3 separate regions of the Homo sapiens genome follow, and all the other regions are linked to region 3. Evidence: chromatin contacts called from ENCODE Hi-C or POLR2A ChIA-PET data. All regions are on one chromosome and are shown on one strand. Each heading gives the region's core, a stretch centred on a gene start or an enhancer-like site at or near the end of the contact. The rest is flanking DNA. Distances are from core to core; before and after follow the strand shown. Region 1 overlaps NFIA (nuclear factor I A). Region 2 overlaps NFIA (nuclear factor I A). Region 3 overlaps NFIA (nuclear factor I A).

Region 1 (4,724 bases), core at 1,675-4,174, 150 kb before region 3:
GCCTGTGAACTTGAGCTGACCTTCAAGACGCTGTAGGGCTCTTGGGCAAATTATGGACAAGACCTACATTGTTAGGATAGGCCCAGAAATCCAGCTTGCTAATAAATAGCCTTGGGAGGTGCTCACAGTCGAGTCATAGCATTTGGCATTTCCCTGTACTCTAGCCTGTGTAGGATTTCTGGATGCTTAGGACTGTAACCAAACTTGAACTCTTGCCTGGGAATATGCCCTCCCCCACACCCCCAGACCTTTTTTTGCCATCTAAATGACAAAGATAACTATCAGTAACATTTTGAACTTTCCTACAAAATTGCATTCTTCGTGGTGTATAGTAGGAAGCATTTCTTTACCTTGGAACTTTAGAAGAGGGTCTGAACTGAGCAAAAATTAGTGTCCCTGCCTTTTTAACGGCTGGACACTTATCACAAAGCTGTGCCAACATCAGTGATGGTGCACCCACAAAGGTGTTTGGTCTTGATAAGCTTCTAAAGAAGCAGACTTTGTTGTTGTTTTAAACAGTAATGAACTGTTTCAGTTTCATAAAAAAAAAAGAGACATTCTTTCTTAAATAGAAAAGGGCAGAAAGTTTATAGAGAATAATGTCTAACTTGCTAATGCAGTGTTTGCCTTTGCTCTGTGGCATGTGTGTGTGTGTGTGTTTATGTAGGCATGCCTACACGGCTGCTTGTGTTAATACTTAGTATAAAGCCTTAAAATGGATACCAGATTGGCTATGTAACCTTGGAAGATTTATTTACACTCTCAGTTTCTTTTATTCCCAATCTTTTATCAAATGGTGTTTATTATATTCTCTGAAACCATTAAATAAAAAGGACTGTGGAAAAATTCTAAAATGCTAAAATTATTCCAGGCTAAAAAAAGTATTACAATAGGATGATGATGTTTAACCCATCTACTTGAAATAAAAAGCCGAGCAAATCGAAATGTGATATATTTTAGAAGGTATTTCTTAGAGAAAAAAATGTTTAATGTTCCTTCTAGACTGCCATTATTCATTGTATTTTTATTTTAAACATAATTATGAAATATTTTGAAAGTAATCAAGTAAATGTGGTGACATTTTTTTCTCTGGTTGAGCCAAGTGATAATAACAGATAACTGTTATCTATAATGCATACTACGTTGACTCATTAAAGCCTCATCTTTGTTAAAACATTGAATATAGGATTTGAGAAGAGGAGAAGTTTCCTTATTTAGGAAAGGTTTTTGGTAGGTCTTTCTTGAAGAAATGGAGAAAATGGCCTGCTGATCTAATCTGAGGACGAATAAGAGAATCCTCCTCCCTGTGGCTATCATTCCTATGGTGCTATACCTGTGTGGGTGTGGATGTGATGGTGTGTGCCTTTGTTGGGGGAAAGAGAGCACAGATTGTCATAAGGTTGTACCCTTAATTCTCATCTTCTGTACTTATAGGAACTGTGTGCTTGCCTAGAGACAGCAGCATTTGGTCCTTGAAAAACGGGATTTCCTGTGCACCCCTTAGAAATCCTCAGGGGCTGATACAAAGAGTAATTTCAAAGAGTTTACCTTAAGAGCTTTGTCACTGAGTGCAGAGAAAGGAATTTCTGTGATGATTCCAAACTTAGAGTCAGTGCTAAGGAAGAATCCATAGAGCTCCAAGGACTTCAACCTCAGGGGAGAAAAGCAGTAATTTATGGATCTTTCTAGAAATTACGGTTGGGTTCTTTCCCCTCTCAACCCAGGCTTCCTTAGTCACGTGACTGGAATTTAATTATCAGTGCCATAAATAATCTTGTGAATGGAAGCAGTGTATTTGGCAGTGAATTTCTGCTTCCTAAAGAGAAAGGAACCTTTAGAAGTTATTTGAAATAATTCTGTATTAGCCACGATCCTGGAGGCAAATGGTCACAGAAGCAGAGGATGGTATCCCCAGAGAAAAGTGGGTTTTAGATGAGTCAGATAATGTGGATATGTGCTGGTGACGAATGACATGAAGGTTGGATGTATTTTTTAAAATACAAATTTAAAGCAGGCTGTATTTAGAAGTTTATTTATAATTGGTTTTAGGATAAAGCCAGCCTGTTGATGCATAACAGAGTTGATCTTTTGGTTCCATTAGCACCCTTGAAATATTTAACAAGAAGCTGACTTTAGCATCTGAGCCCTTCCAACCACTGTTGGAGATGAGGCAGTCCATGTTGGATAATTCTTGTTGTAAAACAAGCAGACACCTCCTTTGTTTTTCCATCTTGCCCCAAGCCCTGTGTTCTAGACTAGGGAAGGTCAGCTCTTTTTATAGTCAGAGGTCTGTATGCCTTTGAAAATATCCATTCCCTTACCTGTCCTCAGCCAGTAACAATTTATGTCCTGAAGATAGCAAGGAGTGCTGATTTAATTTATTTTACAAACAGTGTCCTTTCATGGGAGAGAGCAGGCTGGTAAAATTGTTTCAAGAATCAGAACATTTTTCTTGGTTATTTATAACATAACTCGACAATCTAGCTACACAGGGCTTCATTCATTTGAGAAAGACTATTGAATCCAAAAATAATAATCCTTTATATTTGTACAGTATTTGCAGTTTTATAAGGAACTCTTCACGTTCATTTTCTCATTTGATTTTTCTGACAACTCCATTAGGGTAGAGAGGGCAGGTATTGTTACCTCCAAATTACAGATGAGGAACCTGAAACCTGAGTGCTTGTAAGTCCTACCCAGGGTTTCACAGCCACTCAGTGACTGGGACTGGAGCCCCCTAGATTTTACCCTAGCTCAAAAGCCAGTGCTCTTTCCACTATTCCGTTTTGATACCCTTGGAAAGTTCACTGCTTATCTAGGAAAGAAAAATTGGTAGTTCTTGCTGAGGAACGTGGAAATCTGAAGGAGAGACAGATCTGAGAGAGTCACATTGGCTAGTAAGTAAAACAGGAAAAGACCAAGGGTGTCTAGGGACCTGGCCTCCTGCCCTGGTTCATTCACTGTGTGATCATGGGCAAGTCACTGACTTCTCCTTGCTTGAGATTTATTTTCTTCTCTTTTCTTTTCTTTTCTTTTTTGACAGTCTCATTCTGTTGCCCACGCAGGAGTGCAGTGGCGTGATCTCGGCTCACTGCAGCTTCCACCTCCTGGGTTCAAGTGATTCTCCTGCCTCAGCCTCCCGAGTAGCTGGGATTACAGACATTGCACCACTATGCCCTGCTAATTTTTTTGTATTTTAATAGAGATAAGGTTTCACCATGTTGGCCAGGCTAGTCTCGAACTGCTGGCCTCAAGTGATCCACCTGCCTCGGCCTCCCAAAGTGCTGGGATTATAGATGTGAGCCACTGTGCCTGGCCCTAATTCCCCTTTATGTTTTCTCTCACCTCTCTGGCCAGGGCTCTGAAGATATTCCTGGGAGAATGAGGGTACATGCCACAGAGGGAGCCTTGGGTTTACAGTCAGCATAGCCCTGCCCATTTCCAGCTGCGTAACCAGGAGAAGTGGTGGCTTTTCTCAGCCTCAGTTTATTCTGTACAGCTGGGGTGAGGGTGGTACCTAAGAGAATTAAGTGAGGTAATGGATGTAGGGTCCTTGGCATAGTGACTGGTACTCAATATCCTCTAAATAAATATTATTCTGTGTTAGGGAAAAGTGAATAGAGATAAATGCTAAGGGTAGAGGTGACGAGAGAAGTGGATGGAGACAAGGATGGCTTTTGGATTTGACTGTTTTCTCCACTGTAAGCACTGTTTGTTATCTTTCAGCTTTCATTTTGTCTCTCATCTTTTCCCCCTTCAGATGTGAGGTGTCTTGAAGGAAGAGACATTTAGAAGGTGAGGGCATTATGCAGATGGAGAGGTCGGCGGCTAAATGTGGTTACTGAAGCCCTGCCTTGGGTCTGTTCCCAGCCTTCCTTGATTTTGAAACACATGCGCTCTCAGCAGGCCAGGGTAGTTTGCAAAGCTGTTGTGGAGGCTTTTCCCAGGCAGTGTTACCTGCTCCGAAAGCTGCAAGCGTGCCTACACACACTTCACAAAGCAGATGGTTTCTTTTGCTTTCCATGTGGTCTAAAAATCAAATGGACTTTTAATGGAAAGGTTGGGGAATTCCACACTCAATTATGAATCCAGTGCAGTGCAAGGGGCAGAGAGATGGTATACCACACCTTTTAGAAGAATTTGTTACTCCTGGTCTCATCTGGCATTGGAGTGGGGAGGTGAGAAAGAGGAAGTAAGTAAATAAAGCTGCTACTCTGTGCTCCAAAACTACTGAGTAGCTGACATCTGCCATTTGCATTGAAAACTGAGAAAGAGGAGTGTGGTTTTGTTTTTGATTCCACAAGATGATGTGGAAGGGCAAATTGTTTTGGTTCTATGTGATAAACTTTGAGTACCTCCTGTGTGCCTGATACTATGATGGATACATATGCCTAGGGTAAAAGGATGAGAAGACACAGATCATGTCTTTGAGACGTTTAGCTTGAGTCACATTTGCTGAGACTGAAGTTGGGCTTTGCATTTGAAAAGCTAGCATTTTTGGATGCACTTTTGATGGGACCCAACAAGAGATGATTTGTTTATTTGGGAAGAATCCTGGCATGCAGTGAGGAGCACCTTTGTAGCTAGAACATGCTTAGATTTTGGTATTCTTGAAAATGTGGCCTCCTCCCCAATGCCAGTGTATAGGATTTAAAAAAAAACAAAAAAACACATCTCAAACCTTGGCATTTATTGAATATTAACAGGCCAGGCACCAAAGCATT
Region 2 (4,777 bases), core at 2,245-4,744, 130 kb after region 3:
GACTTTCTTTAATTAAGAAAATAAAATCAGGCAAGAAAAATGATTACAGAGATCAAAGCCCAAGGCTGGCAGTACCAGTAACTAACACCTGTGTACAGCATGACACCCTTTTCAGAAGAAACCAGTGTAAATCACTGCTGCCTCTCATGAATACAGACTGGTCCTCACAAGACTCTGAGGGTCCCAGGACAGGGACTGGCTTGCTTGAAGTCACACTGCTGGTCAGTGGAAAAAGTGACACCAATCCTGAGTCCTTTGGACACTGGATACTGGGCATCGTTCATTGCCAGAAGTTTATAAAATCCTATTGGGAGAAAAGCAGGCTATCTGGTATCATGAAGGGTCTAGAATCTAGCCACTGCTTCCTGATAGACAAGAAAGTCCTACAGGGCAGGGACTATATTTTACTCATTATATCCCCAGAGCCAGCATACATAGCACCTAGCACATAGAAGGCCCTTAGTGCTTGTTGGATGAGTGAATAAATGCTCCCAAATGGTTTATGCGAATGTGAGAAACTCAGAGTCCACTGAGAGACCTCATCCATTTCTATCATATTGAGATGGGCAGAAGAGACTACTGGGCTTTTGGCTGATTTGCCAAGGACAACTCATTTGGGCTAAACAGTAGGCTTTAGTCCATCCACAGAAGTGCGGGAAGCCAAAAATGACCCACTGGAGTAGTGTGAAGTAGTAGTGCAAAGCTAACACCTCCCCAAGAGAGAATGCACAACAGCGACAGCAGCTCCTGGAGTCTTGGCTTATTGGTTGGCTGAGTCCTCTTTGGGGGCTGATGAGGAGCTGGGCCTGCAGGGTGCGGGGAGGCCAGCCTGTGTTTGCACATTTCCGTTTTATGTGTGTGAATGTCCTCAAATAACCCACCTTGCCTGCAGAAGAAAGCCAAGTGTCACACCCAGTTCTGGATTCCACATTAACAACCTCCTTCCGCAGTGTTAAACTTTGCCCTTGTTGAGGCCTTTTGTTTAAGTTTTTAATCTGAAAAACAGATTCTGCTGCATCACAGTCCACTCTGCCCTCTGCCCCTGCCACCCCAGCACTCTCTGCTCCTTTTAGGGGTTAAAGTAAAATACAAAATACAAAAAATGTTTCTCAGACATTTTTCTTTTTCCTCTAGAATGTGCATCCTGCCCTCTTAGTAAAAAGAGGATGTAAAAAGCCTTTTAAAAAGTTGTTGCACACATTAGAGCATTTGTTGCTAACGCAGGGGTTGAGGCCATGGCCCGCATCAGCTGTGTCTTCAGCAGCCCCATGACCACATTTTGGAAGACGGCCCCTGTGTTCTGATTGCTCTCTGTGAGGCGTACGAAATGGAAGAGATTGGCACCGTCAGAGGTACCTTCTGCCATTTCAGGCTTCCTGTTTAGGATGCAGTCGGATAGATATTGTTTATGGTTCATAAAACCTGACTACTGTGAGTATTCCAGAATCCCAGCGGAATGGGATTCGAACTTTCATGGAGCTGTAAATTAACGGGCGGCAAGTGTGATAAAACTCCTTAGAGAACTGTGAGGGGAAAAAGTCGTGCTGCAATGGTTAAATGAAATTTTATAAGCACATTCAGTGTGGAGCTGTTTTGCATTACATGAGTTGAATACCTTAGAGACGCCACATCTGCAGGCACTTTATTAAATCCTTAGTCAGCACTTTTCCAACCTGATGAGATTACTTCTTCATTTGACTGGAGAAAAGGAAAGCTGAGCTCTTGTCCTGGACTGCAGATTTCTTTTGATGTTTCACCTTGAACATTGAAAGAGGACAGTCACCCCACTTCCCTCCCCACTCCCGCTCAGCACATCCCAAACTCTAGACATTGTGAATGTTACCGACTAATTTTACGTAACTGGAGCCTTGGTGGGAGTGTGGATTTGTGGACCTCCACAACAACTATAGCTGAAAGTTTCTGAGGAAAAAATAGATCAAAGCTCTGTGTTTACTTAATGTAAATGTATCAAGATAACATCATCCTATATTGCATTGTAATAATGCCACTCACTGCACATAGGGAGGGAGATTCCTTTGTAGTCCATTTGGATACAGTAGGGTAGATTAAGGGGCTATAAAGTACGAAGGCAGAAAGCATATGAAACCTAAGCTTATGTCACTAAATGTCTGAGGATAGTTTTTGTTTAATGTGTTACCATTTTCCCAGTGATTTGCTGCTCAACCCCAACGATCGAATAAGCTCAGATTTCTTTTATGTTTTTCCTATATGACCCAAGAAGAAAATATGCAGAATCATTCTTCAATTAATGTTCTAAAACTTGTACTGCTTGCATAATAGAAATTATAAGAAAATATCACAAGAGAAAAGTAGGCTTTTACAAACATTATATTGTCCATCTGGTGTTACTAGCAGCTCATGGAAGTTTCTAGGAATTGACTGGCTTACACATGTGTGACTGTCACACTCATCCCAATGGGATTATGAGTGTCTTTACAAACTGATTAGGAGAAAATTCAGGGAGATGTATGAATTATTATTATTATTATTATTATTATTAGAACTATCTGCCATCTCTGCAAATAAATGATTTAATCAGAGACTTCAAAAAAGAAAAATTCCCTGTGTGGTTCCCCTAACCAACTTCCTGTTCTGGAAAACCTTGGTCAAGTAGCTGGGTTAATTGTCATGAAGATTAGTGTGATGTTGAAATAAGTACTAATGGTCAAATTATAGGAGTGAACAAGTTTAAGAATAGGTTTTGGTTTGGGCCTGAAAGGGTTAATTAAGGTTTTTTCACGGGTTATTAAAGACCCCCAACCTCTGCCTTCAGGAGTCATATTGACACCCCACCACAGGGCAGCTCAGCCCCTCTGTTGACATGTTGCTGGTCAGAGCACAATAGCCTTCTGTGTCTGCAAATCATTGCTAAAATCATCTCAAGGAAAAAAAAGTTTGAAAGCTTTAACGTTAGACAAAAGCCCAAGAGTTGCAGCGTGCAGCCCAAAAACCTGGAGTCAGCAACTTCTATTGATTAAAAACTAACCTTTAAAGTAACTCTGAGAGTGTGTGGTTAGCATTTAAATTTAAACATGTCATGAGTTGATTTGTGTTACTGAATACCAACTCAGAAGGAGTAACATTCACATCGCATTTTTTTTTTCTAATTCCCTTAAGCAGCTAAAGTATTTCATGAAATGTCAATAGGGCAAAAAGAAAAAGAGGTGGGGGGCTGATGCTGGGCCTTGTAGTTTTCTTTCCCATGCAAATATCCACCCCCCAAAAGAAAAGTGTGCAGAGTGAAACACAATAATTAGTCCTTTGTCTAACTTTCCCAAGTGCCAGAGAAAGACAGATTAATTAAATATACAACAATGTTGGTTTTTGGAGTGGGGGTCTTGCTTGCTGTGTAGGTCATAAATTAGGCAGAATAAATACTTCAATGTGTTTGCAGTGGGCCTGCTACGTCAGAACCACTGGAAGGTTGGTGGGAGGAGAGCAGAGGGTTTCTTGCTAATGATAGTCACGTCTGGGTCTGTCTGGTTGCTCTTAGCAACCAGACATGATGTAACACCAGGATGAACTTGAACTTGGGGGACTTGAAAAGAGAACAATAGACCAGAGCAATCAATAAAGCCTATTTCAGTGAAGGATTACAGAGCTGCTCTGGGGTAACCTTGTCGGCAAGGCACATACTGAATAGTAAGATGTGTGAAGAAACTTTTTTTTTTTTTTTTTTTTTTTTGCTTTGCTTTTTAAGAGAAGTGCAGAGGCACTGCAGATTTTTGTAGTGCCCTGAGGTCTCGTCCAGAAACTGTGGTGTGGAGAACTGCTCCCCCTGCTGACTCACTGGGTGCCAGGCCTTTGCTTCAAGAACTACCTTAGTGTCAGATTGAAGAAGTCTGGAATTTCACAACCGACTTAGAAAGTGTGAAAACAGAAATAGTAAGCATTATTCCCCGCACCCAAAGTTTGAACCTGTTTTGTAGAAGGGAGGAAGCGGCTCTAACGTGGATGAGAGTCAGCTGTTAGGTAGAGGCCTACTAGAAACACAGTTTGGGGTTTGCTTTCTCTCTCCTTTCTCTCCCCCTCTTCTTTCTTTTGTCCAGCTAGATTTAGGCCATGTGTATTTGCCAGGCTGATTTCCTTTCAGGACACAAGAGGCTTTATTGTGTTCCTCAAAGCATGTGGTCAAAGAATAACATCTGAAAGTCTACAGGATGCGTAGTTTTTCGGTCTGGGCTTAAGTTTTTTAAACTCCTCTGGAAATCAAAGGTGGCTTGTGTGACTAGGAAATCTTATACCAAACTCCATGTAGCTATCACTTAGCCATTCATCCCTGGGGACCAAATGAGTCCTTACATTACCTAATGGAATCTCTTCCACAGGGATGATCCTTCACCTGCCTGAAGCAACCCAATTAGAACCCTTTCTGATACCGTCAACTTAAAGAATTCAGAAGCATTGGTTTTTGTTAGGCCTTGGTAATTTTTCTGTAAATAATGATAAATGTAGTGAATTTGTCAAGGTATCTCTAGAGAAAAGTCGGCAAAAGCCACATACTTTTTTATTTCACTGGAGAAACTAACTCTGATGTTAGTCCATAATTGCTCATTCTGTCTAGCTAACAGAAAAAGAAATGCCAGCAGATAAAGTGATATATGACCAGACAATTGCTCAAAGCTAACCACCTAAGGATTTACGAAAGGAAAAGGTAACCAGTAACTGGGCCTGGCAGGCACACAGAAGGCTCTAAATAAATGCTGCATGGACGCAAGCATGAATGAAGGGTACGCAGTGGCCTCATTTTTCCTTT
Region 3 (4,243 bases), core at 1,399-3,898:
CTCAACAGTGGCAAGATCACATAGTACTAAATACCTGCTGAGGTCTTAAGGCAGTGTTTATACACTGGAGGGTATTTTCCTCCAGGGACCATATGGCTCTCCTTAAGGGTATTCAAAAATGTGTGAGGGCATTTTTGGTGCTCACAAGGAGGGGATGTTGCTGGCATTCAGTGGTGCAGGCCAGGGATGCTGAGCATCCTGAGGGGACAGGGCAGTTCTAAACACTGGAACTGATTCCCCTCCGAATGCTGATAACCCTGATGAGAAACATTGTAGTGGTTCCGAGAAGAACAAGAGCGCTCTTACTTGGAGCCGAGTCTGAGATGTCCTCAACACGTTCTGTGAGTCAAAGGTTATGTTCCCTAAAATCAAGGAAGTGGCCTGGATCATAAAGTGCTTCAATGATCAAAGTCAGTCAAGTGAAATGTGTCGATCATTCTCCTGCCTAAAAGGCCAAATTCTTTCAGCATTGATTTAAAGCTATAAGGAATCAAGACCCTTTCTTTAATGATGCTTTCTGATGATTCTCCATTTGTATTGACGGAAGGAGCTAAAGTGTGGAGGCTCTGCACTAGAGGGTAGTTTATTTTAAAAAGTTATTTCTGCATTTAGTGTTAATATTAATTGCTTATTTTATATGCCTTTTTATACCATCTGAAGTACTTTCACATCTAAAAAAATTTAAATAACTTTTTTTCAAAAAAATACTGAAAAATAAAATCAGATTTCTAAATTAAATAAATTAAATTCAGTTTCCTAGAGCAGGCAGCATGGCATATTTAGTTATCAACAGGAATTTTCAGCAAACGAAAGTCTTTTAAAAAATAAAGTGAAACTGGAAAAAGGAGGCCATTTTTAATTCTTTCTCTATATACTTCTGTACATTATTTATGAAAAAGTAGATAAAACTTGATCTCCTGCAAGTAAGATTGACCTAACGTCCATTTCTAGAGTATTAGTAGTCATCATCCCAAAAATATAAGACCAAAATTTGTATCCTTATGTCTAGAATAATGCTTGGCCTCTATAGATATTCAATATGTATTTAAAGAAGAGATGGTGATTTATATTTGAAAATATTTGAGGAATTATAAACAATTATTTTCATAAACACACAAATATATATACTAATATGATTATATTTAGGAATTAGATTTCTAACATTTAAAATAGCTTAGAGACTAAGTACTGTTATTTCTCACTTTTTGTAGAAAAATCAAAAAATTCTAGAGAATTTATTTTTAATAATTTGTTACTAGCTTTAGAAAATAATTTTTTTACTCAAAAATTCACTTAAATAAAATTACATTATCTACATTTTGATTTTTATAGACAACTTTTATAAGAATACTTGCATTATTTAACATTCCATGTGAAAAGAATGTGGTTATTTCTTAATTTTTTCTGTTAAAAATTCCCTGTATGATTGAAGATCTAAGATATAAAGATTATGTTTGTTATTTATAACAGTTATCATTTTTTGAACACATTCTGTGTTCTAGGTTCTTTGCTAAGCATTTTAAGTGTACTATTTCATTATTCCTAATGACAAACTTATGAAGTAAGTATAATCATTAGTGTCATTTTACAGGTGTGGAAATTGAGGCTTAGGATTTTGGAATTATAATTTCTGTAATACTGCCCCTCCTACTTTATTGTAAATAAATAATATCTTGGAAATATGATTTTTGAAAGATGAATGAACATTTTGCCATATAGATCCCTTTACAAGAGAAAAGACAAGTACATTGCAAATTCACCCCGATTCATATTTAGCCCTGAGTATTTGTTTTTTTCAGATCACAAACAACTAAAAACTATGAAACTTACTATGTTTGATAATTACATATTTTACATTAGATATATAACTTACTTAAGTTCAAAACTAAGTCTGGAGAAGGTGGATAAATAAGTCAAAATTAACTTCATTTTAAGGGAAGTTTTACAAGCAATGGTAATAAGTCGCTGAGGAGAATGGACCCCGGCATGTTGGAATCCGTGGTTGCAAGCTGACACTTTGAGGGAATGTTCTTAGCAAAACACTCACTTCAACGGAAATTAGGTCAGCCTTCTGGAACATTTATCATGTATACCTGTCACCAGCAAGACCCAGTCCTTAAAGTGAATTGAGATCACAAGCAATGGTCCCTCCTGCTCTGAGCTGCAAAGGACACTCTAAACCAATAGTTCTACAAATATGTGAGCTTGGCAGACGCTCCCATGAAACTAAAGCCAACACCCATATAGTTGCTCTGGGAATTGAATTCCTTAATGCTTTGTTTATAGAATTTTGAAACAGCAAATGGATTTGGTCTGTTCTGAAAAAACAATCTGTCCTGTGGCTTGTTTGGAATAACATCTAGAGTTGCTATAGAAGGATGGAGGCAGATGACCCATGTCTGATTTGGAAGACAGTTTCGCCAGTTTCTTCTCCTTGTCCTTTATTGTTCAGCCAGGTTGGTTTTTGCCCGACTCAAGGTATTTGCATAGAGGAAAGGCCACCTTCTACCGAAGCTAATTTGATATAGAAACTAGAGTAGTTAGCAAAATCCAGAGCTAAAAGAGTTAGCAAAATCCAGAGTAATAGAAGGTAAGATAGAGTGTATGGTAAAACCAAAACAACGTAAATGAGTCATAACCCAGTGCCCTTTCAGTAATCATATGGCATCATTCTGGTGGTTTCAGAGCAGTGTCAGCAAGTATGGAGTCCTGTGTAGGAATCTGAGAGTGCATCTGTGTCAGTGTACATGTACTTCAGCCCAGTGAATATAATTCATTGAGGGTTTTATGCATGGAAATTACCACATTCACCAGGTAGCCTGTATCTACTGGACTAAGTTACCTTGCCTTGGAAAGGAAGTAATTACTAATCTTTCTCTTGTGTTTATGTTTGGCAAACTACACCTAAAGACTTCACTAAAAAATTGGTAAAATATATATGAAGCTGGTTGAAAAAAAGATGAAATTATACATATGTTTGTGTAGTAGCAGGAATCTTCCATTACATCTCAAGAATGAAAGGAAAAAACTATTAAGAATAGATGTTTCATTTCTGTGTTCATTCATCACAGATATACTGAGTACCCACCATATGTCATACATTGTACAAATGGTAGAATCAGAAAGATGAGAGAAGTAAGATCCCCACTTTAACTGAGTCCTTATTCAAGCTGTGTGTCTGTGTGTGTCTGTCTGTTTGCGAGTGACAGATCCTTAAACAAAAAATAATGATAACCTATGTGAAATGCCCCAGTAGAGGTTATTTTAAAACTCAAGGAGAGAACTCTATAACTTAAAGATATTTTGTCTACAAAAAGGAGCGAAGGTTTTATTCGAAGAAAGAGGAGCCTGTTTTATATGAAAATCCTGAAGATTTGAAGGGGCTGAAGAAGTAGAATGGATATGGAAGAAATCCACCAATGATTTCTTCCTGGAAGAATTAAACACACACACACACACACACACACACACACACACACACACACACACCAACTTTCATGATCACACTCTATTAAGCCAGGACCAGGAAACAATTTCTAATCAGCACTCTGATCTGGGCAGAGATTGTGCAGTCTTTTATACCAGGCCTCAGATCTGTGTTCTCTATTCACACATGCTCACTTCCAGCTGTTGTCATTGAAATCTCACATAATCTTCCAAGGTCAAAGGGCAGTCACCCATGGCTGCTGCAGTTAAAAGGTTATGCTGATTTCTGTTGTCAAATATTGGCCCTTTTCTCTTCCAACCACTCCCATTCTACTTCTTTTTTTTTTTTAAACAAGAAAAATCCAGCCTAGAATTGCATTACATGACTTTAAAGTCTTAAAAGTGTTCCTCCATTGTGCTAACACGACATGGCCTGAACAGTCTAATTCATTCTGTTACATTTCACAAAGAATTTTCTGGTACTTCTAAAATACTTTGTGCTAGGCCAGCAAACTTCAAAGTATTGTGACCCACATGATTGTGGCCTGCCATAGTATCTGCAGAAGTGAATAATACAGGTTCCACAATTTAATAAACATGGTGAATTTTGGCATCGATAACTAATTACTGGGTAAATGAGCAAGAATTACACAAAAAATGACTTTTGAAAAGATGAAAGCTCTTTGCATTTTGTGGTTCTAAACATTAGCTAGTTTTATTTTATATTTGGAGACGTATATAATAGTACATTTAATATTTGGAGTCTTAGAAAAGTAATTGTAAGGATTTTTAAAAAATATTATTGCTTCACTCCATC

What was found. Hi-C counts contacts between places; a loop is a spot of excess contacts on that map. ChIA-PET counts read pairs that join two places held with the same protein, here RNA polymerase II (POLR2A). Pooled maps may share reads with other maps.
Region 1: a loop to region 3 is called in a map with no recorded cell type, with 6 times the contacts of the local background. The contact joins two enhancer-like sites. A Hi-C loop is called at or near these places in 1 of 168 maps with a recorded cell type or tissue (stomach), 2 of 37 single-sample maps with no recorded cell type and 5 of 50 pooled maps.
Region 2: a loop to region 3 is called in a pooled map, with 2.9 times the contacts of the local background. The contact joins two enhancer-like sites. A Hi-C loop is called at or near these places in 1 of 168 maps with a recorded cell type or tissue (mesothelial cell of epicardium) and 8 of 50 pooled maps. POLR2A ChIA-PET finds 5 or more read pairs at or near these places in 1 of 52 experiments (AG04449).

What each region holds. Positions count from the first base shown.
Region 1 is chr1:61,170,372-61,175,095 of GRCh38, forward strand. All of the region lies in intron 2 of NFIA (nuclear factor I A), which reads left to right. Among named protein-coding and RNA genes, the nearest start is that of NFIA-AS1, 81 kb to the right of the region's middle. Within about 2 kb of position 2,925, at least 7 of the 41 ENCODE cell types and tissues checked have a DNase peak (open chromatin) inside an H3K27ac peak, as active enhancers do.
Region 2 is chr1:61,449,762-61,454,538 of GRCh38, forward strand. The region is part of intron 10 of NFIA (nuclear factor I A); the gene reads left to right. Among named protein-coding and RNA genes, the nearest start is that of NFIA-AS1, 200 kb to the left of the region's middle. RefSeq lists an enhancer at 2,362-4,757. Within about 2 kb of position 3,495, at least 23 of the 41 ENCODE cell types and tissues checked have a DNase peak (open chromatin) inside an H3K27ac peak, as active enhancers do.
Region 3 is chr1:61,316,348-61,320,590 of GRCh38, forward strand. The region is part of intron 3 of NFIA (nuclear factor I A); the gene reads left to right. Among named protein-coding and RNA genes, the nearest start is that of NFIA-AS1, 65 kb to the left of the region's middle. Within about 2 kb of position 2,649, at least 13 of the 41 ENCODE cell types and tissues checked have a DNase peak (open chromatin) inside an H3K27ac peak, as active enhancers do.